Linked DNA regions of Homo sapiens: region 2 is linked to region 1. Evidence: read pairs that join two places in POLR2A ChIA-PET (ENCODE). Cell type or tissue: OCI-LY7. All regions are shown on one strand. Each heading gives the region's core, and the rest is flanking DNA. Links, peaks and the distances in the headings are about the cores only. Region 1 holds the start of GPBP1 (GC-rich promoter binding protein 1). Region 2 has its middle 25 kb from the start of LNCBRM.

Region 1 (15,877 bases), core at 3,907-11,906:
CGGTGGAGCATCCCCTCAGCGTGCCCTACCGCTCCGGCGCCGGCTCGGCAGATGTTCCGCCTGCGCAGAGCTGAGCATAGGCGCCGTGTGAGCGCCGATTCACCCAGGCCCGAGCGCGAGGCCCAAGCGGGGTACCCGGCGAAGGGCGTGCGCCGCAGCGTCTTCCGCAGCTTGAAGCTCGGAGGAGCTGCGGCGCAGCTTCGGGAGCTTAGAGCTGGGGAAGACGCTGCGGCGCGCGCCACTCGAGCCTGCGCGGCCGCTTCCCGGCGCAGCACCCCCCTCTCGCCCTCTGCGCAGCCCCACCAGCCCGGACTCCGAGGCAGCCCCGGACGGGGGGAGGTGCGGGAGGAGGGGCTCCTCAGGGAGCGGCGGGGAATTCCCCCTTCCACCGAACGTTCCCGATTGTTCACCGTCCTCACGTCAGCAGCAGGGGGTAATCCCCGACTCCAGCTGCTCCTGACGTCACCGCGTGGAGCCACCGCCCCCCGCGCGCCCCTGCTCCGGGGCCTCCTCGAAGCCCCGCCCCCAGCCTTAGCCACGCCTTCTCCCCCTCCCCCCAGGCGCCCGACGTAGAGGGCGGAGCTTCTTTGACCGCGGCGTGAGCGGTTGCTTGGGCCAGAAGGTTCTCTGGTGGAGGCGCTCTTCCTGGTGTCCCGCCCAGTAGGTTCGTTCGCACCGCTTCTTCCACACTCTTTCTCCCTCCTTCTCCTCGCCCCGCCTTCCCTCCCTCCTCAATCCCTCTAGTTCCTTCCCCGCCTCGCCACTGTGCACGATCTCGCGAGACTTGGCCCAGAACATTGCGGATCGGGTCGGCGCCATTTTGGGACTGAGACTGGTTGTGGGGGAGGGAAAAGCGGCAAAAGGGGATTATTCAAAGTACCGAAAACCTTCTCCCGGGATCAGGCGCGGCGGCACCCCCAGGCCAGGGGCACCTCTGGTGGGGCAGAAGGTAACACCGTCCTCTAGGCTCCACGCCCGAGCCCGGGGGAGGAGGGGAGTGCCCGTGTCCGTGTTGGGGTTTGAGGGGTCGGGAGCGGCGTTGGTGGCGCGAGGTGTGAGGCTGCCCGCCGACGGAGGGGCGGCGAGAAGCAAGGAGTGAGAGGGGGGAGAGGCGCAGATAGGCCCCTCTAGGTATTGACTCGGCCCGGGTGGAGCGGAGGTGGTGGTTGTGAGGAGGGGGTGGGTGGTTTAGCCCCGGCGGCTTGGTTGGGGGGTGTTTGGCGTTTGGCGGAGGCTGGGAGCGAGTCCGACGCTCTCAGTGCTCGGCCTTCCTTCCCCCGGCCTCTTGCACACGCCCGCCTGGTTTTGCACCACTACCCTTCTCAGGGCTGAGGGAGTCGAGGCCGAGTTGTGGCCTTCGGCGGTTTCTTCAGCAGCGCCTCAGCTTTCCCCGCCTCTCCCAGGTCCGTGGCACTTGCCGTGGACTGGGGCGAAGGCTACTTTGTTCCTTTGAGTCCTGTGGGGTCTGAGGGGACATGTGCATTTTTGAGAGAGAACCATTCTTTGGTTTACGAAAAGGGCCCTGTACCTTCCACCCCCTCAGTTTTGGGAGAAACCTGTTTTCTTAATTCGAGGAAGTGGAAACCTACACCTTCTAGCCCTTTGCTCCCTCAGAAGTGGGGAAGTCTCCTCGGGAGAATTTAAGAAGCGGGTTTGCCCTACTTCTAGTTCACCTTTCTGGCCTTACTGGGTGGGAATATGCCTCCTCTAGTAGACGTTCTGATTTGGAGGGAGCCTCTTTCTCTTTACACTTATCTCTGAGTTACATTCGCTAATACTCCGTGGCAGCACACCTGTCTTCGCTTTCCTTGGTCCATCGAAGAGGGTTGGAGATCTTTTGTAAGATTATGTGTCAATTTCATAGTTTTAAAATTTATTCAAGAAGTATAAGAAGGTTTGCTTATATAATTCCCCAGTATGGGATCTGCACCCCTTCCCAGGTGAAATCTGCCCTTGCCCTCCATAATACCGTCACCTACCGTTTTTCCCTCCCTCTACTCCGATGTCTTGTTCATTCAGTAGACTTTTATCGGGTGCTTGCTTGGGTAAAGAAGCCCTTTTCCAGGCTCCTGTAGGGTTATATAGAAGTGATTTTCTCTCCAGAGGTTGACTTTTTAAGTTGGGGATTGATTTTTTTAGCTCAAAATCAAAACTCAGTATATAATTTTTTTTATAACTTTTACAGGTGATTGAATTACTCAGATATGAAGATCATCATCTAGGTTTTGTGTAAAAGGCCCTGGATATTTTAAGTGGCCATTTTGGATTTACAGTGTTTTTGGATAATTTTGCCCCAGAAGTTTATTAAAATTGGCAAGAATCGTCTGTGAAGTGAATTGATAGTAGTGAACAATTCAGCAAGCTACTTAAAAAGAGACCCAGGCAGCATTTCTTCAGTATTTTGGTTCAAACGGATTATATAACTGGTTACAGTATTTCAGCTGGTGGTAATTTTTGCCTCCCCTTCCCCCACCCCGTTGTTGGGGTTCTTCAGCCGAAACTGAGAGACGTTGATTTGTGTACTGAGTAGTTTCAGCAGTTTCAAATGACTGAGTATTGCTGAAGTTTCATGGCAGTTTATTTTTACCTTTATTGAAAGTTTTAGGAATTTTTGACTTCAGCTCTTTCATGTCACAATGGGACACTTTTTCTGAATGAAGAGATTGAAAGAATACAGAGTTTTTTTCCTTTTATCTTTTATTTACGTGGAAATTTAAGATGTTGCAGTTTTCCGGCAGCATGGTAGTATTGAGATAGCTATGTGTGTCTCTGTATATGCTGATGTTTAGGAATGCTCTTCAGATGTGAAATTTTCTTTTTGTTTTTGCTTTTTGGCTCGTAAATTGGATATTTCATCTGGAGTGGACAAGTACAACAGTGGCAAGTACATGGAATAATAAAGAAGACTTTGATCTTAAATCTAAAGAACTTGGCTAATTCGGGAGATAGCCATATGAAAACTTTAAAACAGAAGTATGGGTAGCTGACTTGAAGTAACTCTATGTCAAATAGTCGTAGGTTAAGTATCTTCAAAGAACTTCGATATTATTTCAGAGGATACAAAATAAAAATACAAACTGGAAAATAAAGATTACAGAGAAAAAACCAACACCTTCCTGTGCAGTCCTGTTGGAATTTGTAAGTACTATTATGGTGAGCAAATCAAATGTTCATTTGTAAACTGTAATCAGAGTTGAGTTTATCCTATGTTATTCTCGGAAGCCTTTCAGTTTCTTGCAGTAACATTGCTTGGTTTCAGTTTCCTTGACAGTCTGAAAACAACTATTAACCATTGTCTGAGTAAACTGAAATTCAGAAAAAACGTTTAAGGCTTAGGAACTTTTCAGATTCAAACAGTCCTAAGCTACAAGTTTTTGCGCTTTTTAAGTAAAAAGCTAAATTCGTATGGCCGGTATATATTGCCTTAGGCTTTGAAGATTCATTCACAGTGGTAGAAAGGTAGGAAAAAATGCAACAAATAATTCACCACGTGTCTTCCTAGCCAGTTTGTATTCTAAATGCGTGTGCCTTGGTAGCCAGTTGACTTTGCAAATGTGAGTTTAGACTGCATTCCAAATGCAGTTTAGTGTTGCATTTGGAGTTACATAGTTTGGTTATATTACAGGTAGTAGTTCTTAATGTATTTCATGAACTAGCTTGGTTTAAGGCATAGTTGTTCCTAACATATTAATCCGTTATAGAAATTAAGTTTTTGAAATAGTTTTGTTGAAATGGTTTTGTATTTCAAATTATTTCTTTACTTTCAAAAAAAGAGGGTATTACCAGGACCAGAAGCTCAGAGGAACTGAGCAAGCTGAATTAAGAACCTTTAAAATAACTTAAGAAAATATGAGTATACATTTTTTTTTCCACTCAAGAGGTTATGCTGGCCTAAGTTTGTAAGCAAAGCTTTTTTTTAAAAAAAGTTGTGAATTAATTGCTATAATAGAAATTGTTTTGACAGGTGAGAGAGTTATCGTTTAATGTTTGTATTTTTCAGGATTAAACGGTGTTTTTAGTTACCGTTAGTTACTACATTTAATTTTTCGGTGAATCATAGGCATTTAATGTTTTTTAAAGAGATACACTAAAATTTAATTTTTTTTTCTCTTTGACTAATGACAAAATTTAATTTTTAGGCAGTTAATATTAGTGAACACGAGTATAACTAAAATTAGAGGGTATTTCAATTAATTGTCTTTCTGAGACGAAAGACTAATTTTTATTTGAGACCGAGTTTCGCTCTTGTTGCCCAGGATGGAGTACAATGGCATGATTTTGGCTCACTGCAGCCTCCGCCTCCCGGGTTCAAGCGATTCTCCTGCTTCAGCCTCCCAAGTAGCTGGGATTACAGGTGCCCGCCACCACGCTCGGCCAATTTTTGCCTTTTTTTTTTTTTTTTTTTTTTTTTTTTTTAGTAGAGACCTGGGTTTTCACCTTGTTGGTCAGGCTAGCCTCGAACTCTTGACCTCAGGTGATCCTTGCGCCTTGGCTTCCCAAAGTGCTGGGATTATAGGCCTGAGCCCACGCGCCCGGCTGAGATTGCAATTTTTGAACTCTTTACCAAGATGGCCTAACATCATAACTTGTCAGTTGCTTATTTTGAACCAATTTTTTTTTTGCTTAAACTGTTGAATCCTGCTAGCTCCCATAGAGTGAAAGTGGTAGTAAATGTAAAATAGAGTTTTTTTTCTCTGAAATTGATATTAGAGAGTTCAGTGTTTCCCTTTGTTATAATAGACTAGGTTATATGTGTTTTCTCTGTCAGACCTGTGTGTAGTAATTCTAATTGAGTGTCTACCTTGATTTATAAAATCGGTGAGAACATTCCACACCCTTTCACTTGGGAGAGCATGTATTTTGTTCATTCCTCAATTCAATGACTTTTCAAGTTGCTTAACAATATGCATCTTAAATAAGATTAAGTTGAACTGGAGTCAAACGATCATTCTTCTAGAAAACTACATAATATTTATTATTTGTGATTTTTTCTTTTTTTGAGACGGACTCTTGCTCTGTCGCGTGCCCAGGCTAGAGTGCAGTGGCGCAGTCTCGGCTCACTGCAACCTCCGCCTCCTGGGTTCAAGCGATTCTGCCTCAGCCTCGCCAGTAGCTTGGATTACAGGTGCCCGCCACCACGCCCAGCTAATTTTTTGTATTTTTAGTAGGGACAGGGTTTTACCGTGTTGGTCAGGCTGGCCTTGAACTCCTGACCTCAGATGATTCACCTGCCTCCACTTCCCAAAGTGCTGGGATTACAGGCCTGAGCCACTGCGTCCAGCCTTGTTTTCTTCTAAATTGCCATTACTGATATTGTTAATCTAAGCAGTAGTGTTAGGATAAAGATTACTCCAGAGATCAGAGTTTTTAGCAATTAACTTTAATCTGTGAATAGTCTATAACATTTGTCAACTTTGCGTACAGCAGTTCTTCAAGGACAGATTTACTTGAACGTTTTGACAGATATTTTCAGTATTTTATTTTTCTGGAGATTGGAATAAATAGTTGCATCCGTTGGTAATTGGAACTATTGCTGGACGCTGCTTTTCCCCAGAAGTTAACACCACTTTTCCTTTTATCTTTTCTACTCTTTATATTTTGCTTTTTTGTCCCTTTCTAAACTGTAGGTCTAAAAATAATAATCATAGTGGCTAACATTTATAGATGATGATGGTTTTTTTGCTGTGTAATTTATGTGGCATATTTTAATTAATTCTTAATCCCGTGAGGAAAGTACTATTATAGTCACTGTGGTACTGATGAGAAAATTAGGATTTAGGGGGGCTGAGACTGGGAGAAAGTTACTTTGTTAGAATTGTAATCTTGACCAAATAAATGTTCAAGCAGTCTGACTCCAGAGCACATACTCAGCACTATGCCATACTTACACTGCCTTCTTGGGGATTTTACTTTACTAATTCATTTATTTGAACATTATCTTTGATATTTTTTTCTTTTCATGTACTGCTTCTCTTTGGTTGATGTTGATTACAGACTGCTAATGGAGTTTGGAAATAAACTAAGAGATATTACTGTTTTGCTATTTGCAGTAACTATTTGGGTGATACCTTTGGTTAGCTAAAATTGTGTGTGTGTGTGTGTTTGAGACAGGGTCTCGCTCTCTCACCCAGATTGGAGTGTAATGGCACGATTGTAGCTCAGGCAACCTCGAACTCCTGGGGTTAAGGGTTCCTCCTGCCTTGGCCTCTCAAAGTGCTGGGATTACAGGCCTAAACCACAGTGCCTGGCCTTGTATTTTTCTTTCACCCATAGCCTGTTTCCACAGGCATGGAGCTAAATGCATAGCTTTGTTTTACCTTGTCTTTTTTTTGTTGTTTTTTTGGGTTTTTTTGAGACAGAGTTTCGCAGTTGTTGCTGAGGGTGGAGTGCAATGGCGTGATCTTGGCTCACTGCAACCTCTGCCTCCCCGGTTCAAGCGATTCTCCTGCCCCTTCAGCCTCTTGAGTAGCTGGGATTACCCGCATGTGCCACCAGGCCTGGCTAATATTGTATTTTTAGAAGACGGGATTTCACCACGTTGGTCAGGCTGTTCTCAAACTCCTAACTTCAGATGTCTGTCCACCTCTGCCTCCCAATATGCTGGGATTATGGGTGAGAGCCACTGGGCCCGGCCCCTTGTCTCTGTTTTTGAATTGAAATAGTTACATGGATTTTTGTGCTTGAAGCTGCTGATATGTTAAAATTGAGGAAGGGAGGAGTAATGGGGAAAGAACAGGAAGAGTGAGCAGGAAAAAAAAAACTGGGGAGAGTTACAAGAAAGGGGTAATTGAGGAGGACTTCTAATCTGAAAGTAAAATAAGCAAGTGAGGATAGAGTTTAAAACCAGGCCAGATTATTTAACTTTTTTTTCTGAGACGGAGTTTTGCTGTCACCCAGGCTGGAAAGCAGTGGCACAATCTCTGCTCACTGTGACATCCGCATCCCGGGTTCAAGTGATTCTTATGCCTCAGCCTCCCAAGTAGCTGAGGTTACAGGTCCCCGCTGCCATGCCCAGCTAATTTTTTGTATTTTTTGTAGAGATGGGGTTTTGTCATGTTGGCCAGGCTGGTCTCGAACTCCTGACCTCAGGTCAGATGATCACCTGCCTCAGCCTCCCAAAGTGCTGGGATTATAGGCGTGAGCCACTGCACCTGGTCAGATTATTTAACTTTGTTTAACCAAACCATCTTTTCTGTTTCTTTTTTGATAAAAATGTTTATCAAATGTTTAGGTAACAACGTTTAGATCTATCAATGTTTAGGTAACGTTTAGATCCAGGTAAGGTACTGATGTAGAAAAAGGGTCATGGCTGAGGGTTTGGAAGGGAACTTGGTTTAGGATATGGAATATCTAGAAAAATGCCTGTGTGACTGTATGTTCACCTAACTTTTTTTGGCCTTAGTTTCTTCATTATACTGATGGAAATATATATGGAGGGTTTTTGTAAATTGTGAAGTGTAATACAGATGTAAAGATTTTTTTGGGGTTTTTTGTTTTGAGACAGAGTCTCGCTCTGTCACTCATGCTGGAGTGCAATGGCACAATCTCAGTTCATTGCAACCTCCGCCTCCCAGGTCCAAGCGATTTTCCTGCCTCAGCCTCTCAAGTAGCTGGGATTACAGGTGCCCACCACCACGCCCAGCTAATTTTTGAATTTTTAGTAGAGATGGGGTTTCCCCATGTTGGTCAGGCTGGTCTCCAACTCCTGATCTCAGGTGATCCACCCACCTCAACAAATTTAAATATGGCTTTAAAATATAGTTTGAAAACTGAATTAAGAATTAAAGGGGGCCAGGTGCAGTGGCTCATGCCTGTAATCCCAACAGTTTGGGAGGCCAAGGCAGGAGGAACACTTGAGATTAGGAGTTCGAGACTAGCCTGAGAAACATAACAAGACTGTCTCTCTACAAAACATAAAAAAAATTAGCTGAGCATGGTGACATGCGCCTGTAGTCCTAGCTACTTGGAAGGCTGAGGCAGGAGGACTGCTTGAGCCTAGGAAGTCGAGATGGCAGTGAGCGGTGATTGCACCACTGCACTCCAGCCTGGGTTGCAGAGTGACACCCTGCCTCAAAAATGAATAAGAATTAAAGAGATGAGGCCGGATGCCTCGGTATTTTTGGCGCTGCGATCGCGACACTGCACTCCAGCTTGGGGTGACAAGACTGTGTCAAAAAAAAAAAAAAGAACCTCTGACATACAAAATACTATTTAAAAAAGGGGTGAGGGGGCAGGGCATGGTGGCTTATGCCTATTATCCTAATACTTTGGGAGCCTGAGGCACGAGGCTCACTGGAGCCCAGGAGTTTGAAACCAGCCTAGGGAACATTTAAAAAAAAGGTGGGGGGGCGGTGCGGGGGCAGGGAATACATCTCTTTTCAAACTCCTGACCTCAGGTGTTCTACCCACCTCGGCCTCCCAAAGTGCTGGAATTACAGGTGTGAGCCACCATGCCAGGCCGAGACAGTGGTTTCTGAGAATTCTTTGAAATTGATAATTTTGTGGGCATTTCAGTGCATTTTTCTGGAAAGGTCCATTACCTTCAACAGAAATGTTGAAAAACAAAATGTTAGTGGTTACTGGTAAACTGTTTTGTGGTTGTGACTGTTTTTCAGTTTTTACCTGCTTGCTTTTCCCATTTTGTCAGCTGTCCCACCCATCACAATAGTTAACAGATTTGCTGTATAACCCTGCAGATAATTGCTAGTTTCTGCATCTTTTTATATACAAGATATGTCATTTAGTTTCTTGGTCTTTAGTTATTATTTTGTTCACAGCTTGGTGGGTGCAGTGCTTTTGGTCTTTCCATTTTCTTCCCTTTAATTATTTTATAAATTTTTTGAGACGGAGTCTCCCTCTTGCCCAGGCTGGAGTGCAGTGGCATGATCTTGGCTCACTGCAACCTCCACCTCCCAGGCTCAAGTGCTGCTTCTGCCTCAGCCTCCCTAGTAGCTGAGATTACAGGCACCTGCCATCAGGCCTGGCTAAGTTTTGTATTTTTAGTAGAGATGGGGTTTCACCATGTTGACCAGGCTGGTCTTGAACTCCTGACCTGAAGTGATCTGCCCACCTCAGCCTCCCAAAGTGCTGGGATTATAGCCATGAGCTTCTGTGCCTGGCCTTTTTTTGAGATGGAGTCTCACTCTGTCGCCCAGGCTGGGGTGCAGTGGTGCGATCTCGGTTCACTGCAACCTCCAACTCCCGGGTTCAAGTGATTCTCCTGCCTCAGCCTCCCGAGTAGCTGGGATTATAGGCGCCTGGCACCATACTTAGCTAATTTTTGTATTTTTAGTAGAGATGAGGTTTCACCATGTTGGCCAGGCTGGTCTTGAACTCCTGACCTCGTGATCCACCTGCCTCAGCCTCCCAAAGTGCTGGGATTACAGGCGTGAGCCACCGCACTCGGCTTCTTCTCTTTAATTCTTATTTATTTATTTTTGAGACAAAGTGTCACTCTGCCACCCAGGCTGGAGTGCAGTGGTGCAGTCACGGCTCACTGCCATCTCGACCTCCTAGGCTCAAGCAGTCCTCCTGCCTCAGCCTCCCAAGTAGCTGGGACTATAGGCGCATGTCACCATGCTCGGCTAATTTTTTTTATTTTGTAGAGAGAGAGTCTTGTTATGTTTCCCAGGCTAGTCTCGAACTCCTAATCTCAAGTGTTCCTCCTGCCTTGGCCTCCCAAACTGTTGGGATTACAGGCATGAGCCACTGCGTCTGGCCCCCTTTAATTCTTAATTCAGTTTTCAAATTATATTTTAAAGCCATATTTCAATTTTTTTCCTACACTTTTCATGCAAGAATAAGTTTTTAAAACTCTTAGTTGCCAGGCATGGTGGCTCATGCCTGTAATCCCAGCACTTTGGGAGGCTGAAGCGGGTGGATCACCTGAGGTCAGGAGTTCAAGACCAGCCTGACCAACATGGCGAAACCCCGTCTCTAATAAAAATACAAAAAATTAGCTGGGCGTGGTGGCACATGCCTGTAATCCCAGCTACTTGAGAGGCTGAGGCAGGAGAGTCGCTTGAACCCAGGAGGCAGAGGTTGCAGTGAGCCGAGATCATGCCATTGCACTCCAGCCTGGGTGACAAGAGTAAAAACTCTGTCTCTAAATAAATAAAAACATACATACATACAAACATATGTACAACTCTTAAGTTATCCTTTCTCCGAAACTGAGAATCTGGGCTTGGCTTGTGGCTCACGCCTGTAATCCAGCACAGGAAATTTAGAAATTAGCCCAGGTCAGTAGTGCGCCTTGTAGTCCCAGCTACTTGGGAGGCTGAGGTGGGAGGGTCACTTGAGTCCTGGAATTTAAGATGTCAGTGAGCTATGATTGTATCACTGCACTGTAGCCTATGCACCAAACAAGAACCGCCCCCCCATCTCAAAAAAAGAATTACGATGAAAGTGTAGTATAAGGGAAATACTAGTCTATGTTTTTGTATTAAAATTAACATTTCAAGAGTTGATAGCTAATATTTTTTAATACGGGGGGGATATGAATTTTTTTTTTTTTTTTTTGTTTTGGAGACAGGGTCTCACTCTATCACCCAGGCTGGAGGGCAGTGGTGCCATCACAGTTTGCTGCAGCCTCGACCTCCCAGACACAGGTGATCCTTTCTTTCACATCAGCCTTCTAAGTAGCTGGGACCACAGGTGAGTGCTGCCATGTCCAGCGAATTTTTTATTTTTTGTAGAGATGGGCTTCTGCCATGTCTCAGAATTTTGGTAGGCTGAGGCTGGTGGATCGCTTGAACCCAGGAATTTGAGACCAGCCTGGCCAACATGGTGAAACCCTGTCTTTACTAAAAATACAAAAATTAGCCGGGCGTGGTGGTGCATACCTGTAATCCCAGCTACTTGGGAGGCTGAGGCAGGAGAATCACTTGAACCTGGGAGATGGAGGTTGCAGTGAGCCGAGATCGTGCCACTGCAGTCCAACCTGGGTGACAGATTGAGACACTGTCTCAAAGGGAAAAAAAATTAGGTTTATTGGGGTGTAATGTACATAACTTTGTTAGTCTGTTTTTGTGTTGCTTTGAAGAAACACCTGAGACTGGATAATTTATAGAGAAAAATGGTTTTATTGGCTCTTGGTTCAGCAGGCTGTGTAGGAATCTTGGTAGTGGCATCTGCTTGGCTTCTGGTGAGGCCTCAGGGAGCTTACAATAATGGCATAACTGGAGCAGGCATGTCACATGGCAAGAGGGAGCAAGAGTGAGGTGAGGGGGGAGGTGCCACACACTCTTTAAACAGCTCTCTGGTGAACTATCAGCAAGAACTCATCACCAAGGGGTTGGTGCTAAGCCCTTCAGGAGGGATCCGCTTGCACAGTTCAACACCTGGCACTAGGTGCCGCCTTCAACATTGGGGATCACATTGGATATCTCATGGGACAGACATCCAAACTGCATCAATGACAAGAAAATTCTTTAAAGTGTATACAGTTGTGTAACTGCAGAATCAGAATATAGAATATTTTCATCACCCCAAAAAGTTACCTTGTGTCCTCACCCATCATCGTCAGTCCCTGTAAAGTCCCAGTCTGTTTAGTATCGATGTCCTTTCCTATTGGGTATTTTCCGGAATGTCAAAGGAATTATACAGTGGATTAGCCTTTCATGCATGTTGTTTCATGTATTATAGTTGATGTTTTTATTTCATTTTATTTATTAACTCCCTGTGGGGACATCTTAGTTGATTTTTATTATTGCTAAATAGTATTCTCTTGTGTGGTTATACCACAATTTGTTTATCAGTTCTCTCGTTCAGAGACATTTTGTTTGTTTCCAGTTTTTGACTGTTGCAAATAAAGTGAATAGGAACACTTGTGCATAGGACTTGGTGTGGACTTAAGTTTTCATTTCTCATATGAAAATCCCTAGCAGAACTGCCCGGGTCATGTGAATTGTGTGCCTTCCCACCAGCAATGGGTGTTAGTTGTTATCACCAGCCCTCTTTAAAATTTGTTTTTGGCAACCATCTTTGGTTAGGTCTTTTTTTTTTTTTTTTTTTAAAGACAGAGTTTTGCTGTTGTTGCCCAGGCTGGGGTGCAATGGGGCAATCTCGGCTCACTGCAACCTCCGCCTACCGGGTTTAAGTGATTCTCCTGTCTCAGCGTCTGAGTAGCTGGGATTACAGGCACATGCCACAATGCCCGGCTAATTTTTGAATTTTTGTATTTTTAGTAGAAACGGGGTTTCATCATATTGGTCAGGTTGGTCTGGAACTCCTGACCTCAGATGATCCACCCCCTTCAGCCTCCTGCAGTGCTGGGATTACAGGCGTGAGCCACTACGCCTGGCTAGTTATGTCTTTTAAATTTTAACCCTTGTGTATAGTTGGAATTAGCATTATGTCTTTAATTTGCATTTCCCTAATAATGATAGCATCTTTCCGTGTGTTTTGGTGAAGTGTCTGTTCAAATATTTTGCCTGTTTAAAAAAAAAACTGGGGCCTGAGCACGGTGCCTCATGTCTGTAATGCCAGCACTTTGGGAGGCCGAGGTGGGCAGATCGCTTGAGCCCAGGAGTTCGAGACCAGCCTGGGCAACATGATGAAAACCTGTCTTTACAAAAAGTATAAAAGTAAGCCTGGCACAGTGGCGTGCCCCCTGCAGTCCCACCTACTGCAGAGGCTTGAGCCCAGGAGGTAGAGGTTGCAGCCTGGACGATGAGAGTGAACCTTGTCTTAAAAAAAAAAAGGCAAAAAAATTGGGTTGTCTTAACGAATTGTGAGAATTCTTCATGTATTTTGGATACATGTTTTGCAAATAATTTCTCTCAGACTGTGGTTTGTTTTCATTTTCTTGATACAGTGTCTTTTGAAGAGCAAAAATTTTAAGTACTGAAATAAAATGCCTGGTGGCTCATGCCTTTAATCTCAGTACTTTAGGAGGCTGAGGCTGGAGAATCCTTTTACGCTGGAAGTTCAAGACCAGCCTGGGCAACATACTAAGACGCCTATTCTCCAAAAAATTTAAATTAAGTGGGCATGGTGGCATACCTCAGCTACTTGAGAGACCAAGGTGGCAGGTTTGCTTGAACCCAGGAGTTCAAGGCTGTAGTGAGCTATGATTGTGGCACTGCACTCTGGTCTGGGTGACAGAGCGGGACCTTGCCTCTTTAAAAAAAAAAAAAAATTTTTTTTTCTTTCATGGTTTGTGCTTTTGTGTCCTAAGAAATCATTGCCTAACCCAAGGTCATAGAGTTTTCTCCTGTCTTGTAGAAGTTGTGTAATTTCGTTCTTATCTTTTAGGTCTTTGATTCATTTTGAATTTTTTGCATGTGGTGCGATAAAAAGATGTTCACTTTTTGGGGGGTGGGGTACACAGGGTCTCACTCTGTCACCCAGGCTGGAGTGCAGTGGCGTAATTAACAGGTCTCTGCAGCTTTGACTTCTTGGGCTGGAATGATCCTCCTAATCCTTTTGAGTAGTTGAGACTACAGGTATGTGCCACCACACCTGGCTGATTTTTAAATTTTTTTGTGTGGAAACAGAGTCTCACTGTGTTGCCCAGAGTGGTCTCAAATTACTGGACTCATGGGATCCTCCTGCGTTGGCCTCCCAAAGTATTGGGATTACAGGCGAGAGCCGCTGTGACCACCCCTATTTTTTTTTTTCCATGTAAATGTCCAGTTGTGCAAGTTTCATTTGTTGAAAAGATTGTTTCCCATTGAATCACCTTGAAATTTCTGTGATGAAAATCAAATTATGTGTGTCTATTTCTGGACTCAGAGAAGTGTGTGTGTGTGTGTGTGTGTGTGTGTGTGTGTGTATGTATGTTTGTATGTATTATGCTAATTCTATGGAATGCTAGTCCATAAATAAAATAGTATTTGATTTTTTTTTCTGCTTTAACATTGGATGTCTTACATTTTCTAAAATATTTTATAGGAAATTTGGAGCAACAGGGAAATTGTTTTTGTGGGTGTGTGAAGTAAGACCTGTTGCAAAATAACGTCATCTTGAATTCGTATGTCAATCTTCTTTTAAGTGGCTTGAAATGTTAGATATCTAATTCATACTTGAGCATACTTAGAAAATGACAACATTTCTATACTGGAAATGAGAAAGTAGGATGTAAAAGTATCAACTTATTTACTATGATATATTATCTCAACAGTGGATTTGGGACTCTTCTCTCTTGAGTGCTAATTATGTGCTAGAGATTTCCTTTGCCTCAGGAAATGTTTGAGTGCCTATGGTATCGTTGGTGCTGGGGATTTTCTAGTGAACAAGGCAAAAATGTAAGATTCCTCTGTCCGTGAAGTTTGCTGTGAAGTTCTATGAATACAGAATAAAAAGAGTCCTTGAATTTGAATTATGGTTTCATGCCATCTGTTACATTATATAATAGCTATGTGATATTGGCCAACATAGTCTTTATGACTTAATTCTTGCTCTATAAAATAGTGCCTCACAGAGTTGTTGTTATTAAAGTCAAGTGAAATAATGAATGCTAAATGCTTTGAAATTGTAAAATAATACAGACAGTGGTGTTGTGGCTGGTCACAGGTGATAGTGGTTGAAGACCATATCATATGATCAACCAGGAGGGAGAGATTATGAATTGGAGGACATAGGTAAGTATAAATTGAAGGGACAGAAGAAGCAGAAACCAGATATATATATATATATGTATAATGTATTTGTGTATATATAATATATATGTATATATGACATTTAAAATTATCGAGGCTGGGCTTGGTGGCTCATGCCTGTAATCTCAGCACTTTGGGAGGCTGAGGTGGGTGGATCACTTGAGGTCAGGAGTTTGAGACCAGCCTGGTCAACATAGTGAAACCCCATCTCTACCAAAAAATACAAAAATTAACTGGGCATGATTGTGCACGCCTGTAGTCCCAGCTACACAGGAGGCTAAGGCAAGAGAATCGCTTGATCTCAGGAAGTGGAAGTTGCAGTGAGCTGAGATCGCACCACTGCACTCTAGGCTGGGCGACAGAATGAGAGACTGTCTCAAAAAAAAAAAAATGGTTGAAGCACATGCATTCCACTCTTGGGATAATACTTGTGTAATTTGTGGTATGATACCATAGCTTTAAAAGGTATATTTATGCAAATGATCTCAAGTTTAAATTTCCAGTTCAGATCTTCTCTCCATATTCCAGGCTTATAGCTTAACTGCCGTCTTGACTTCTCTACCTGTAAAATTTAACGTTCAGTGCTACACTCAGGCTGGACATGGAGGCTCACGCCTGTAATCCCAGCATTTTGGAAAGCTGAGGCAGGTGGATTGCTCGGGAGTTTGCGACCAGCCTGGGCAGCATGGTGAAATCCTGTCTCTACTTAAAAAAAAAAAATGCAGAAATTAGCTGGGCATGGTATTGGGTGCCTGTAATCCCAGCTACTCGGGAGGCTGAGGCATGAGAATTGCTTAAACACGTCAGGCAGAGGTTGTAGTGAGCCGAGATCGTGGCACTGCACTCCAGCCTGGGCGACAGAGCGAGACATTGTCTCAAAAAAAATAAAAGGCAAGCTACAGTCTTACTTCCTAGCCCCATACTCTCTCTATTCTTTCTCATCTCAGTATGGCTCCACCAGCTACCTATTTATTCAGGCTAAAACACGTGGGAATCATCTTTGGCTTTCTTCTTTCCCCCCATCTAATCCATTAGCAAATTATGTGTTCTACCTTCAAAATCTCCTAAATGTATTCATTAATATCCCACTGCTACTAGACTTGTACAAGCCTCTTTCTGTCTGTCTGTCTGTCTGTCTTTCTTTGCGACGAAGTTTCACTCTTGTTGCCTAGGCTGGAGTATAGTGGTGTGATCTTGGCTCACTGCAACCTCTGCCTCCCAAGTAGCTGGGATTACAGGCATGCACCACCATACCCGGCTAATTTTTTTTTTGG
Region 2 (15,877 bases), core at 5,303-13,302, 370 kb after region 1:
ATATCTTATTTTTATTAATTTCTTCATTAATTCTCTTGTTGTGGTCAGAGAATATATTCTATATGTCAATCTTTTAAATTTATTAAAATGTGTTTATAGCCAAACTATAAGTGTTCTATCTTGCTGAATGTTTCATAAGCATACAAGTTGAATGTGTATTTGGCTCCTATTGGGTCTAGTGTTTTATAAATACCAAATAGGTCAAATTGGCTTATAGCTTTTTTAAAAAAAGTGTTCTTATGTCTTTATTGATTTTATCTGTACTTGTTCTATCAATTAACTAGAATTAAAATTTCCAAAATTGTTTAGATGCTGTCTTTGTTTTCACAGGATGTGAAGAAATTGTATAATTGATTTCTGCTCACATTCATGGCAAAATTTAGGTTACATGCTCATATAGAAGCTAGGAGATACAGCCCTTAGTTGGGAGCCATGTGCTTAGATAAAAAACAAAATATTCTATTACTTAAAGGAAGAAGAGAATGATAGAAACTGGCAGAAAATTTACAATATCTGCCACAATAATTAAATAGTAACCTACTTGGGACAGACTATAAATTATGTAGGAGTTCAGAGGAGGCATCTTCAGTGTAGGATGAAGTTTTTGGGTGGTGGGGCTTTAATGCTAAGTCGGACTTATATGCATAGATTTGATGAAGGTCATTCTCCATATATAGAGCAGTAAAGGAGAGTGACAATGATAGAACTGAGCACAAAAATGCATGTGGTATACAGTAAGGGAGAGATTAAGGGGGACCACACAGTGAATTAATATTAGAAGTTACTAGGAAATAAGGTTGGGTAGGCACATTGGAGGATCGAGTTAGGGAGGGCCTTAAGTAGCCTGATAATGGAGTTTAGATTTGCTTCAGCAAGCAGGAATTTAGGTTACTGAGCAGGGAGATGATATGATGGAAGCAGTGCTTAAGGCTGATTTGTCGACTGCTGCATGTCTTGAGGTAGGAGAGACCAGCTGGTGCAGCCATCCAGATGTGAGGTGATGAGGTGTCAGTGTGAAAGAAGAGAAAACAATATTGCTTTTTTTCTGTGCTGGATATATTGATATGTACATCCACTACTACTCCCACTATTGCTCCCAGAGCAAGTCACGTGGCTTAGTAAGGTCTAATTAGTGGGCAGTTTAAGATCTCAGTATCTTAGTCTTCATAACCGTAGTGCTTGAAGGTACTGAGTCCCTATTTCAGGTGAGACAAAGCTGTTTTAGAATCACAGTTGAATAAACACATCAGGAAGTTTTTTGTGACTCAAAGACCAGTTCATCTCCAACCATCAGGCTTTTTTTTTTTTTTTTGACTCATAAAAATGCTGCCAGTTGCATCAGAACAATGAATAAACCCACAGGAACAAAAGCCAAGTTGTCCACCCCGCCTTTGAGTGGTAATCCGCTACTATCTCCTTGGGAACACAGTGCCACGTTTCCTTTCACGTGGGGCAGCTCCCAGTTGCTGCAGCTCTGCAGGCTTTCCAACCTTCTCTCCACTGGGGCTCTCCACGCAGTGGTTAAGTGTCTATGCTTACTATTCCATATTGGGGTTATCATGAAAAATAAGGGCAATGTGAGACTGCTAATAACTATATCATGGATGAATCACAGCCATTTGATAGTTCACATCTAATTATTTAGTGTCTCTAAGGGAGGGCATGGTCTCAATTAGGTTAGGAATGAGGTAGGAGGGGTGGAAGAAAGAGAAAGCCTCTCCTCGATCTATGGCTTCTGGGTGGGATTGAAACCCACAGCTCTCTCTAGACATGCAAACTGAAGTCAAAACTCCCCGCATGAGTCATGTGTGGGCTGCTTATTTTGTTTCCCAGAGCTTAATTTCAAGGCTGTATTTCCTTCCCTCACCTTTCTTCCCTCTTCCTTCAAGAGTTAGAAAATTTGAGTATATAGTGGATACAGAAGGAAGGAAGGAAAAAAGGAATGAAAGAAGAGAAAGGAGGAAGGATATTCTTCTATCATGAAAGAAGTTGCAAAAGAGATATACCACGGGCAAAAGAAGACAAAAAGATCAAAGACATATGCCCATTTGACTCCACTCATATTTTCTTTTCTTGCTCCTAAGATTATTCTAACCCCAGGTAGAAATCATGTAATTAGGTTGTATCTTATTTCTTTCTCAACTCTTAACCTAGCAAAAACCATGACATTAGTTTACTGGTGCAGCTCCTGAGGCTGGGTAAAGATGTCATGGAAAGCAACACGACTCCAGCATTCCATTTTTGACCCTGGTCTTGATGCAGAAGTGTCTCTTTCATATGTCTGCTGTTTGGTCATCATGAGGTTTGTTATGATATGGACCTTCCCTTAGATGACCACTAGTGTGACCAAAATCAGCTTTTATGAGCAAACATTAAGAGTAGTGAGCTAATGAGAACAGCACATTTGGTTAAACAAGTTTTACTTAGTTTTCAGGAATCTATTTTATAGACACAAAGACGTTCGCTTAAATACCATGTGGTTCTGATTAGCTGGCTTTTGGTTAACCCAAACATGCAGTTAAACAAATGTGATCCATCTTGCCCTGCAGCCCTGAGGCCAGCTCCCCCAAACACTGAGGTTAGCAGTATATCTCCAGACTCAGAGGGCTTGGATAATGTGGAGTTAATTTATATATGGATGGATGACTGCAGATGACCTCTTAGTAATGTGGTAGCTAAAGGAGAATCTACATATTGATCAAGAATCAAATATATGAGCATCTTCCCAAATCTGCAAATTATGCCTGTGAACAAAGCCTTGTGATTTTATTAAGTTGGTGGGATAAAACCTGTCTAAAAGTGATTGAGAGAAATTGCTATATATTTCTTTTTCCTAGTGAAGTAGACCAGGGTGCCTGAAAAATCATAAAACTGTCTTTGTGATAGTGCTTAGTGTAGCAATTTTTGGGAGGATGGTAATACTCTTCTCAAATTCTACATTATTGTTTTCTGGTGAATGCTTTCCCTTTTCTTATTCAGCCATGATAGGGGCAGTGGTCAAGCCCCTGGTTCTACCTACCAAAACTCCCCTTCGAGGTTAAAATATGCCTGGTGGCCACAAAAGGACACTTATGTAAGTGTTGTGGAAGTTGGGAGAACTGAGAAACGGTGTTGTAGTTTATTACAGTGAGTTCAGAAGAGTGAGATCCCAGGGGTGAGGTTGGAGATAACTGATGAGGAGTAATTAGTGAAGTGTGTATGGTAGGCTGTCTCCCCATTTACTTTTCTACCAGCCTACTGGGAGTTTCCACATAGTATCTCTCCCTCCCACCTACCCTCCCTCTTTCTCTCACTTCTCTCTCTCCTCCCTCTCTCTTTATTTTTCTCCCTCTCTCTCTCTCCTGCTTTTGCCACGTGATGTGCCTGCTCCTGCTTTGCCTTCTGCCATGAGTAAAAGCTCCCTGAGGCCTCCCCAGGAGTCCAGTGATGTCAGTGCCATGCTTGTACAGCCTGCAGAACCATGAGCCAATTACAGCTCTTTTCCTTATAAATTACCCAGTCTCAGGTATTTTTTTATAGCAATACGAGAATGGCCTAATACACTGTGTGACTTTGGGCATGTGATTTAGCCTCTGAGTTTTAGAGTTTTTCATCTGTAAAATGGGTGCAATGATAAAACTATGCTGGCAGGTTGATGTAAGGATACTGGTACTGGTACAGTACCAAGGGCCTCATGCAGAGTTGGCACTTAACAAATAGCAGCTGTTATTTTCTATTGTATGAGTTGGTATTGTTTCCTTTTTACAGAGGGATTAACAGAGAAACAGAAGTTAAATGTCCTGTAATAAGTTATCAGTAGTGCTGAGAATGCCTTAAGCATCCTTGGTAGCAGTGCCTGTGTTTACTTGCATTAAAGAGAATAAAAGCACAAAGTACTATTTCAGGACTATTTATGCTTGTCAGCTGCAACAGAAGTACTGTACACAGTGGAACACATGGGATTCCAGAGGCTGCGTGTGCCGGCTGTTTCTGAGGCAAAAATATCCAAGTACACATGTATTATATTGAAAAAAAAATTATGTGTATTTGGGCCTTGTGGAGGGCATCTTCAATACTGCAGGTTTAGAAGTCATTATTAATACCTTTGTCCTACAGTTACTTTCCTCAAATCAATTTTTTTTCATTGCACATTCCTACATACTATATAATTCTCTTGGGTTCCTGGAGCATGAAATAGGGTTTTTCCTTTCTTATTTTCTTGAGCAAATGTGCAGGGTACACACAAATCTTATTCAATTTGCATCATCCAGGCCAGTCCAGCTCCTCTCAGAATGCTCTTGAATCTCATTTGCCATTGGAAAAAAAAAAAAAAGGTTAAAGCGTGTAAGATGGTATGACTTCAGTGTTTGAGAAGTCTGCCTTGGTTGAATATCTAAGCCCATGAACGAGGGGAAATAAAACATTTATTGTTACCAGAACAACACTGGCTCTGAGACATTGGGCCAAACATGACCACTTAGACAGCAAATGCCTCAGCAAGCGGCAGATCGCAATGGGCAGAGAGGCAGCTTCCTAGCTGGACCCTGGGAAAGCCCAGTGGCCCTCAGGTGGGAATAATTCTGGAGAAAGGGTGCCAGTGCAGCAGGAATGCTAGCTAGGAGGGTCACCAGTGTGGTGGGAGGTACAACAGAAAGATTGGAGCTTGAAGTTTGAGAGTAAAGCTTAGCTTTCTAATAACATTGGGGGGATGGGTAAATATCTTATTCATCCATCCATATATTTATTAATCTACTCACTTATCCATCCATCCATCCATCCATCCATCCATCCATCCATCCATCCATCCATCCATCCGATTACTCTCTTTGGAAAAGGTTAAACACTTTGATGCATTAATAATACATTGTTCTAAAAAATAGAGAGGATGTTTTATGAGTGTCCTTGAGTTGAAAGGCTATGGCTTTCTGAAGACAGGCTTATTTAGTTAGTAATCACTCTGGATTTCAGGGGATGGACTTCATAAAATGCTGTTTTAGGAAGAGATGAAGCATCTTAGAGAAATTAGGTTTGAGTGAGCTGCAAGGAATTTTCAGAACACCATCTGAATTTTTTTTTTTTGAGACGTAGTTTCACCCTTCTTTTTTTTTTTTTTTTTTTGAGAGGGAGTCTTGCTATGTCACCAGGCTGGAGTGCAGTGGCACAATCTCGGCTCACTGCAACCTCTGACTCCCTGGTTCAAGCAATTCTCCTGCCTCAGCTTCCCAAGTAGCTGGGATTACAGGCACGCGCCACCACACCCAGCTAATTTTGTATTTTTAGCAGAGTTGGGGTTTCATCATGTTGGCCAGGCTGGTCTTGAACTCCTGACCTCAGGTGATCTGCCCGCCTCAGCCTCCCAAAGTGCTGGGATTACAAGCATGAGCCACTGCAACCGGCCCCCATCTGAATTTCTGGAAGTCTCTGTGGATGATGAGGATTAATCTTACTTGTGATTTGCAAAGGACTCTCCCATCGTTCCATTGCTGTGGGGCTCCACACATCAGTTCACAGATGATTCTCTTTGAAATGACTAACAAAACAAATACAGTCAGCCCTTGGTGTCTATGGATTCCACAATCATAGAGTCAACCATCTGCAGATTGAAAATATTTAAAAAATTGCACCTGTACTAAACATGCAGAGACTTTTTTCTTTTTATTATTCCCTAAACAACAGAGTATAACAACTATTTCATAGCATTTACATTGCATTAGGCATTGTAAGTAGTCTAGTGATGATTTAAAGTATACAAGAGGATGTGCATAGGTGCAAATACCATGTCATTTTATATCAGGGACTTGGGCATCCCTAGACTTTGGTATCTGTGGGGCCTAGAACCAATCCCCCATGAATACGGAGGGGGGACTTCACCTTAGAAAATCACTTGTCACAACACCACCTCGATGTTTAATGGATATTTTCCCCTTAATGAAGCTGAGACAAAGAAAGGCTGAATCCTGAGTTTGTCACATTAAGCCCTCAGTTCTCCCAGCCACAGGAGTGGCTTCCAAATCTATGAAGATTCCTCTTTGTCCAATCTGGGCCCAGCTTCAATCCATGAACAGTCATGGTGCTCTGATCACGTCACTTCTCTGCTCAGGAACAGACAACATCTTTCAAATTTTTTTCAAAATAAAGTCTAAATGTCTTCATATGGTATTTGAGATCTTCTCCTTCATGAATCCTATACTCCAGATGAACAGAACTACTTATATGGGCTCCCACTGTGCCACAGTATCCCCTCTCTGTTTTCACTCATTCTAGTTTCACTCTGAAATACTCTCCTCCACATCTCTCTAGTGTCAAATCCTACCCATCTTTCAAGGTTTGTCTCCCCTGGGAAGCTTTCTCCGACCTCTCTGCTGGAAATAACTTCTTTCCTACTCTTAATTCACATAGAATTTGGTTTCCATCCCTCTTGTTTACAATACTGCTTCTCATACTTTCCTCATAATGAGACTCACCTGCAGGTACTTGTTTAAAAAAAAACAAAACCTGGGCCTGGTCCCAGACCTACTGAATGAGCAGAAGTCTCCAAAGAAGGGGCCTGGGAAGTAGTATTTTTAACAAATGCTCCAGGTGAGTCCTTATTTTTTATTTTATTTTACTTTATTATTTTACTTTGAGTTCTGGGATATATATGCAGAATGTGCAGGTTTGTTTCATAGGTATATGTGTGCCATGGTGGTTTGCTGCACCTATTAACCCATCGTCTAGGTTCCGTCCCCTCACCGCCCCCTCCAGCCCCCAACAGGCCCTGGTGTGTGTTGTTCCCTTCCCTGTGTCCATGTGTTTTCATTGTTCGACTCCCACTTATGAGTGAGAACATGCGGTGTTTGGTTTTCTGTTCCTGTGTTAGTTTGCTGAGGATGATGGCTTCCAGCTTCATCCAAGTCCCTGCAAAGGAGATGAACTTATTCATTTGTATGGCTGTGTAGTATTCCATGGTGTATATGTACCACATTTTCTTTATCCAGTCTATCATTGATGGGCATTTGGGTTTGTTCCATGTCTTTGCTACTGTAAATAGTGCTGCAATAAACATACATGTGCATGTGTCTTTATAGTAGAATGATTTATATTCCTTTGGGCATATACCCAGTAATGGGATTGCTGGGTCAAATGGTATTTCTGGTTCTAGATCCTTGTGTAAAACACTGTCTTCCACAATGGTTGAGCTAATTTATACTACTACCAACAGTGTAAAAGCATTCCTATCTCTCCACAGCCTCGCCAGCATCTATTGTTTCTTGACTTTTTAATAATCACCATTGTGACTGGCGTGAGATGATATCTCATTTTGGTTTTGATTTGCATTTCTCTAATGATGTTGAGCTCTTTTCCTTATGTTTGTTGACCACATAAATGTCTTCTTTTGAGAAGTGTCAGTTCATATCCTTCACTCACTTTTTGATGGGATTGTTGGATTTTTTCTTGTAAATTTGTTTAAATTCCTTGTAGATTCTGGATATGAGACCTTTGTAAGATGGGTAGATTGCAAAAATTTTCTGCCATTCTGTAGGTTGCCTGTCCACTCTGATGATAGTTTGTTTTGCTGTGCAGAAGCTCTTTAGTTTAATTAGATCCCATTTATCAATTTTGGCTTTTGTTGCAATTGCTTTTGATGTTTTTGTCATGAAATCTTTGCCTATGCCTATGTCCTGAATGGTATTGCCTAGGTTTTCTTCTAGGGTTTTTATGGTTTTGGGTTTTACATTTAAGTCTTTAATCCATCTTGAGTTAATTTTTTATAAGGTGTAAGGAAGGGGTCCAGTTTCAGTTTTCTGCATATGGCTAGCCAGTTTTCCCAACACCATTTATTAGGTAGGGAATCCTTTCCCCATTGCTTGTTTTTGTCAGATTTGTCGAAGATCAGATGGTTGTAGATGTGTGGTTTTATTTCTGAGGTCTCCATTCTGTTCCATTGGTCTACATGTCTGTTTTGGTACCAGTACCATGCTTTTTTGGTTACTGTAGCCTTGTAGTACAGTTTTAAGTCAGGTAGCGTGAGGTCTCCAGCTTTGTTCATTTTGCTTAGGTGTCTTGGCCATACGGGTTCGTTTTTGGTTGAATATGAAATTTAAAATAGTTTTTTTCTAACTCTGTGAAGAATGTCAATGGTAGCTTGATGGGAATAGCAGTGAATCTATAAATTACTTTGGGCAGTATAGCCATTGTCATGATATTGATTCTTCCTATCAATAAGCATGGAATGTTTTTCCACTTGTTTGTGTCCTATTTCCTTGAGTAGTGGTTCTCCTTTAAGAGGTCCTTCACATCCCTTGTTAGCTGTGTTCCTAGGTATTTTATTCTCTTTGTGGCAATTGTGAATGGGAGTTCACTCATGATTTGGCTCTCTGCTTGTCTATTATTGGTGTATACAAATGCTTGTGATTTTTGCACATTGATTTTGTATCCTGAGACTTTGCTGAAGTTGCTTATCAGCTTAAGTTGTTTTGGGGCTGAGACAATGAGGTTTTCTATACACAGAATTATGTCATCTGCAGAGATAATTTGACTTTCTCTCTTCCCATTCGAATACCCTTTATTTCTTCCTCTTGCCCGATTGCCCTGGCCAGAACTTCCAACACTATGTCGAATAGGGGTGGTGAGAGAGGGCATCCTTGTCTTGTGCCTGTTTTCAAAGGGAATGCTTCCAGCGTTTGCCCGTTCAGTGTGATATTGGCCGTGGGTTTGTCCTAAATAGCTCTTATTATTTTGAGCTATGTTCCATCAAATACCTAGTTTATTAAGAGTTTTTAACATGCATGGATGTTGAATTTTATCGAAGGCCTTTTTCTGCATCTATTGAGATAATCATGTGGTTCTTGTCATTGGTGCTGTTTATGTGATGGATTACATTTATTGATTTGCATATGTTGAACCAGCCTTGCATCCCAGGGATGAAGCTGACTCAAGCTTTTTGACGTGCCACTGGATTCAGTTTACTAGTATTTCATTGAGGATTTTTGCATCGATGGTCATCAGGGATATTGGCCTGAAGTTTTTGTTGTTGTTGTTGTGTTTCTGTCAGGTTTTGGTATCAGGATGATGCTGGTCTCATACAATGGGTCAGGGAGGAGTACTTCCTTTTCAATTGCTTGGAATAACTTCAGAAGGAATGGTACCAGCTCCTCTTTGTACCTCTGGTGGAATTTGGCTGTGAATCTGTTTGGTCCTGGGCTGTTTTTTTTTTTTTTTTTGGTTGGTAGGGTATTAATTGCTGCCTCAATTTCAGAACTTGTTATTGGTCTCTTCAGGGATACGACTTCTTCCTGGCTTAGTCTGGGGAGGGTGTGTGTGTCCAGGAATTTATCCATTTCCTCTAGATTTTCTAGTTTATTTGCGTAGAGGTGTTTATAGTATTCTCTGAAGATAGTTTATATTTCTGTGGGATCAGTGGTGATATCTCCTTTATCATTTTTTATTTTGTCTATTTGATTCTTCTCTCTTTCCTTCTTTATTAGTCTAGCTAGTAGTCTTTTTTATTTTATTTTTTTCTCAAAAAACCAGCTCCTGGATTCATTGATTTTTTGAAGGGTTTTTCGTGTCTCTGTAGGGAAAAGAAAGAGAGATCAGACTGTTACTGTGTCTATGTAGAAAGGGAAGACATAAGAGACACCATTTTGAAAAAGACCTGTACTTTAAAATAATTGCTTTGCTGAGATGTTGTTAATTTGTAGCTTTGCCCCAGCCACTTTGACCCAACCACTTTGACCCAATCTGGAGCTCACAAAAACATGTGTTGTATGAAATCAAGGTTTAAGGGATCTAGGGCTGTGCAGGACGTGCCTTGTTAACAAAATGTTTACAAGCAGTATACTTGGTAAAAGTCATCGCCATTCTCTAGTCTCAATAAACCAGGGGCACAATGCACTGCAGAAACCCACAGGGAACTCTGCCTTTGAAAGTGGGGCATTGTCCAAGGTTTCTCCCCATGTGATAGTCTGAAATTGGACTTGTGGGATGAGAAAGACCTGACCGTCCCCCAGCCCAACACCTGTAAAGGATCTGTGCTGAGGTGGATTAGTAAAAGAGGAAAGCCTCTTGCAGTTGAGATAGAGGAAGGCCACTGTCTTCTGCCTGCCCCTGGGAACTGAATGTCTCGGCATAAAACCCGATTGTACATTTGTTCAATTCTGAGATAGGAGAAAAACCGCCCTATGGTGGGAGGCGAGACATGTTTACAGCAATGCTGCCTTGTTATTCTTTACTCCACTGAGATGTTTGGGTGGAGAGAAACATAAATCTGGCCTACGTGCACATCCAGGCATAGTACTTTCCCTTGAACTTAATTATGACATAGATTCTATTGCTTACATGTTTGTTTGTTGCTGACCTTCTCTTTATTATCACCCTGCTCTCCTACTACATTCCTTTTTGCTGAAATAATGAAAATAATAATCAATAAAAACTGAGGGAACTCAGAGACCGGTGCAGGTCCTTGGTATGCTGAGCACCGGTCCCCTGGGTCCACTGTTGTTTCTCTACACTTTGTCTCTGTGTCTTATTTCTTTTCTCAGTCTCTCGTCCCACCCGACTAGAAATACCCACAGGTGTGGAGGGGCAGGCCACCCCTTCATGTCTCCATCTCCTTCAGTTCTGCTCTGATCTTAGTTATTTCTTGTCTTCTGCTAGCTTTTGGATTTGTTTGCTCTTGCTTCTCTAGCTCTTTAATTGTGATGTTAGGGTGTCGATCTGAGATCTTTCTAGCTTTCTGATATGGGGATTTAGTGCTATAAATTTCCCTCTTAACAATGCTTTAGCTGTGTCCCAGAGATTCTGGAATGCTGTCTCTTTGTTCTCATTGGTTTCAAAAAACTTCTTGATGGTCCACTTGATCCAGAGCTCAGTTCAAGTCCTGAATATCCTTCTTAATTTTCTGCCTTGTTGATCTGTCTAATATTGACAATGGGGTGTTAAATTTTCCCACTATTATTGTGCGGGAGTCTAAGTCTCCTTGTAGGTCTCTAAAAACTTGTTTTATGAATTTGGGTGCTCCTGTATTGGGTGCATATATATTTAGGATAGTTAGCTTTTCTTGTTGAATTGATCCCTTTACCATTATGTAATGCCCTTCTTTGTCTTTTTTGATTGTTGTTGGCTTAAAGTCTGTTTTATCAGAGCTTAGGATTGCAACCCTTGCTTTTTTCTTTTCTTTTTTTTTGCCTTCCATTTGCTTGGTAAATATTCCTCCATCCCTTTCTTTTGAGCCTATGTGTGTCTTTGCATGTGAGATGGGTCTCCTGAATACAGCACACCAGTAGGTCTTGACTCTTTATCCAATTTGCCAGTCTGTGTCTTTTAATTGGGGCATTTAGCCCATTTATATTTAAGGTAAATATTGTTATGTGTGAAGTTAATCCTGTCATCATGATACTATCTGGTTATTTTGCACACAAGTTGATATAGTTTCTTCATACTGTCATTGGTCTTTATATTTTGGTGTGTTTTTGCAGTGGCTGGTACCAGTTTTTCCTTTCCATATTTAGTGCTTCCTTCAGAAGCTCTTGCAAGGCAGGCCTGGTGGTGATGAAATCCCTCAGCATTTGCTTGTCTGTAAAGGATTTTATTTCTCCTTCACTTATGAAGCTCAGTTTGGCTGGATATGAAATTCTGGGTTAAAAATTCTTTTCTTTAAGAATGTTGACTATTGGCCCTCTCTTTCTTCTGGCTTGTAGGGTTTCTGTTGAGAGATCCACTATTAGTCTGATGGGCTTCCCTCTGCAGGTGACCTGGCCCTTCTCTGTGGCTGCACTGAACATTTTTTCCTTCATTTTGACCTTGGAGAATCTGATGATTTTGTTTCTTGAGGCTGATCATCTCAGGGAGTATCTCAGTGATGTTCTCTGTATTTCCTGAATTTGAATGTTAGCCTGTCTTGCTAGGTTGGGGAAGTTCCCCCGGATAATATCCTGAAGTGTGTTTTCCAACTTGGTTCCATTCTTCCCGTCTCTTTCAGGTACTCCAATCAATCATAGTTTCAGTCTTTTTACATAGTCCCATATTTCTTGGAGGTTTTGTTCATTCCTTTTTCATTCTTTTTTCGATAATCTTGTCTGCATGCCTTATTTCAGCAAGATGGCTTTCAAATTCTGTATCTTTTCTTCTGCTTGGTCGATTCGGCTATTGATACTTGTGTGTGCTTCACAAAGTTCTCGTGCTGTGTTTTTCAGCTCCATCAGGTCATTTATATTCCTGTCTCAACTGGTTATTCTAGTTAGCAGATCCTGTAACCTTTTATCAAGTTTCTTAGCTTCTTTGCATTAGGTTAGAACGTGCTCCTTTAGCTCAGTGGAGTTGTTATTATCCATCTTCTGAAGCCTACTTCTGTCAATTCATCCATCTCATCCTCCATCCAGCTCTGTGTCCTTGCTGGAGAGGCATTGCAATCATTTGGAGGAGAAGAAGCACTCTGGCCTTTTGGGTTTTCAGTGTTTTTTTTAATTGATTCTTTCTCATCTTCATGAGTTTGTCTAGTTTTGATCTTTGAGGCTGCTGACCCTTGGATGAGGTTTTTGTGGAAATATTTTTTGTTGATACTGTTGCTGTTGCTTTCTGTTTTTTTGTTTGTTTTTCTTTCAGTGGTCAGGTCCTCCTTCTGTAGGGCTGCTGTGGTTTGCTGGGGGTTCACTTCATGCCCTATTCATCTGGTTCACTCCTGCACCTGGAGATGTCACTCAAGGAGACTGGAGAACAGCCAAGATGGGTGCCTGCTCCTTCCTCTGGGATCTTTGACCTTGAAAGGCACTGTCCTGATGCCAGTAGGAATGCTCCTGTATAGGGTGTCTGACAACCCCTGTTGGAGGGTCTCTCCAAGTTGGGTGGCACAGGGAGCAGGACCCATTTAACAAAGCACTTTGGCTGTCCCTTGGTGGAGAAGGTGTGCTTTGCTGGGGGGAAACCCACTCATCTGGGCTGCCCAGATTCCTCAGAACCAGCAGGAGGAAATACTAAGTCTGCTGGTCTGTGGGGATTGTGGCCACTCCTCCCCACAGGGGCTCAGGCCCAGGGAGATCAGAGTTTGTTCCTGAGCCCCTGGCTGGAGTTGTTGGAGTTCCTGCAGGGAAGCCCCTCCCAGTGAGGAGGGGTGGGTCATGGTCAGGCCTGAAGAGGCACTCTGGATGCAGCCGGCCACAGCCAGTGTGTTGGGCTATGGGGGACAACTCTTGGGACCAAGCTGTCCGGTCTCCCTGGCTCCAGCAGGCGAAAGGCGTGGCCTGGAGCAGCTGCCCTTCCCCAACCCTGGGAGCTTAGTGTGTTAGGCAGCTAGCAGTCCCAATGTTAGCTGCTGTGCCCCCTGCAAGGAGCTCAAATGGCTTAGACAGCAGGCAGCTGCAACTGTGGTGCTTGCTGCCCCTCTCCCCGGGGAACTTGGCAGGCTTAAGCAGATTCTCGCTGAGTGGCTGTTGAGAATCTGTGTGGCTCCATGGTTGGGACCCTATGCCCCAGTGGCGTGGGTTCATGAATGGGATCTTCTGATCTGTGGGTTGCACACTTCCGTGGAGAAAGCACGGTTTCCCAGGCTGGGTAGGATTCTCACTCACCACCTCTCTTGGCTGGGGGTGGGGGTTCCCCTGCCCTGTGTGGCTCTCGGGTGGGCTGCCACACCACACTGTTCTTCCTTCCTCTGTGTGGGTCACGCCAGCCACCTAGTCAGTTCTGATGATAGAACCTGGATACCTCAGTTGTGGGTGCAGGATTTGCACGCTGTTTTATGGTTTTTTTCGATGGAAGCCTCTGATAGCTGCTGCTTCTAGTCGGCTATCTTGGCCCCGCCCCTCCAGGTGATTCTTATTAGAGAAGGGAAACATCCTATAACCTTGCTAGTCAAAGAGTGCTCTCAGACCAGCAGCATCAGCATCATCTGGGAACTTGGTAGAAATGCAGAATCTTGGGCGCCATCCTAGAACTACTGAATTGGCATTTGCATTTGAGTAGGATCCCCAGGTAATTCCTAGGCATGTTAAAATTTGAGAGGCTCTGCCTTGCTATACTTATTACTTGCTATTTTGGTTACAGGTAATTATGCAACCAAAATCCTTTACACTTATTATCTCATTAATTACTCAAAGTAACTATTATTATTCCTCTTATTTCAGATAGATGAGACTTCAATTAAATCGAACCATATTAAATTGTAAATGTTAGATCATTTTTTGACCTACTTACAAAAAAGGCAATTTTATACGTTTCAGCTTAATAGCAAGTGGTGATGGCACTGGGATTAGAATTTCAGCAGTTTGACACTGGAGCCATCTCTTAAGCCTTATATTATTATTATGACTGTCATATATACCAGTAACTGTTGGTTTTCAATAGCAAAAAAACCCACTCAAATTGAAATACATTATTGAGTTTCAAAGTTAGTGTGTGATAGGGTTCTGAAAACGAAAATGTGCTTATATAAACAGTATGAATGTGAGATGGATATGAGGGAGTAGGGTAATGAGATAGTAAAGAAAGCAACTGAAATTACATGCTTTTCCCTCCATTTGGTCCATATGGAGTTGGAGACTACAGGTATTAATGCTAATTTTCTTCCAGACGTGAAGGACTGAAATATCTTTTGTTCTGACTTATAATTTTCAGCTTGGTTCCAAATCTCAAAAACTGCAATTTTAGGCTATGATTAGAACATAAGATTGCTTCTGTCTACTAATTTTCAGGCAGAATAAGTTTACAGTAATAGGCTTATACAGCTTTTGTGTTCAAGGGCCAAAGTCTGTAAAATATGTGGGAAATTGGAAAAGGAAGGAAAGGTTTCTTGCCAAACTTTTTGATACGTTTGATCCTTTGCAATGACTAAATATGCAATGAAGACCCAACAAAGAATCGACTGCCATCACAAGACCACTAGGTAGTTTCTTTCCTTCCCCAGATACAGGGTATAAAAATGTTTTCTAATTGAAGGTTATAATCAACTAGTTTTTAGCGTGTTGTTCACAGAAGATTGAAGCTTCTCAAAGGAGTATTTGTTTCTCTGATTTTTGCTGACACCCTTTATTACGCCACAGTTCTTAGTCTTAACAAAGGGGCTTTATATATGAAAAGTGCTTGCTGTATTTTAACACGATAAATGAGTCAAGTGGTGATGACTTAGGCATAAGAGAAAAAAAACAAAAGATACTCTAAAGATGTTTAGGATTACTAGACTAGGACTGGAAAGAGTAACTAGAGATGACTGACCACTTAAGTGACTGGCAGTTGGAAAGTAGTCTGTGAGAGGCTTCTTGTGGAAGTGGATCATGTTGCTTCGTTTAATGAGGCTGGGTTATGAGGTCCATGTGGCTGAGCCATGCAGCTGGTCACTTGGCATTTGAGTGTCCAGCTAAATAGGTACCTGCAGTGGAATAATATTCTGAACCTCTGTTCATTCTTCTGCAATGTTTTCTTCCTCGTTAAATATCCTGTATTCCCCCCAAATTAATGTGTGTAACCACTTTTTTATCCAAGTATCACACTCTTCCCTGAATACATTTATTATATATGCACTGCACATACCTTTTCAGAAGAGTAGGAATTGTAAAGGTTATGGGAAATGAGAAATAATTTTTTTAATGAATGAAACTAATGGTTGCTGGTTGCCTTTTCCTTTTGTATGGTTGGTACCTTTTTGCTTATGAACATGAGAATAGTGGCCTTGGTTTTGTTTAGATTGCCCTAGGAATGTGTTCTTTAGGAGCTGTGACCTAAGCACTTTCAATTTTGATCTTGTAAAAAAACAATGCTTTTGTGTTTTTGTTTTATTTTTATATAAGTAAGAAAAGGAAGGTGTTCTATATGTTTGTCAAGTGGGCCTTTGTATGTCAATATCTGTCACATAGAATCATAGAAAATACAGACATTCTTCCAGGACTCATACTCTGTGTCTGGTCCCAGGCCTATCAGTGATTCT

The links. ChIA-PET counts read pairs that join two places held together with the same protein. Peaks named below come from ENCODE experiments on the same cell type or tissue, not always from the same donor. Only the 100,000 strongest peaks of a DNase experiment are listed, where the experiment ranks them.
Region 2: POLR2A ChIA-PET joins it to region 1 with 5 read pairs; 2 of 35 experiments call an interaction of 5 or more read pairs at or near these places.

The regions. Positions count from the first base shown.
Region 1 is chr5:57,173,263-57,189,139 of GRCh38, forward strand. It overlaps GPBP1 (GC-rich promoter binding protein 1), which reads left to right and starts at 797. Exons shown (of 12, transcript NM_022913.4): 1 at 797-949; 2 at 2,186-3,138. RefSeq lists enhancers at 102-689, 560-854, 777-886, 1,327-1,466, 6,521-6,640 and 1 more and silencers at 137-466, 507-616, 1,220-1,514. In OCI-LY7, for the core only: CTCF peaks have their summits at 11,393 and 11,592; DNase peaks (open chromatin) are centred at 8,089 and 11,309; H3K4me3 peaks cover 5,655 bases; H3K27ac peaks cover 1,912 bases.
Region 2 is chr5:57,537,104-57,552,980 of GRCh38, forward strand. No RefSeq gene overlaps it. Among named protein-coding and RNA genes, the nearest start is that of LNCBRM, 25 kb to the right of the region's middle. In OCI-LY7, for the core only: no CTCF peak of the experiment used is centred there; no DNase peak of the experiment used is centred there.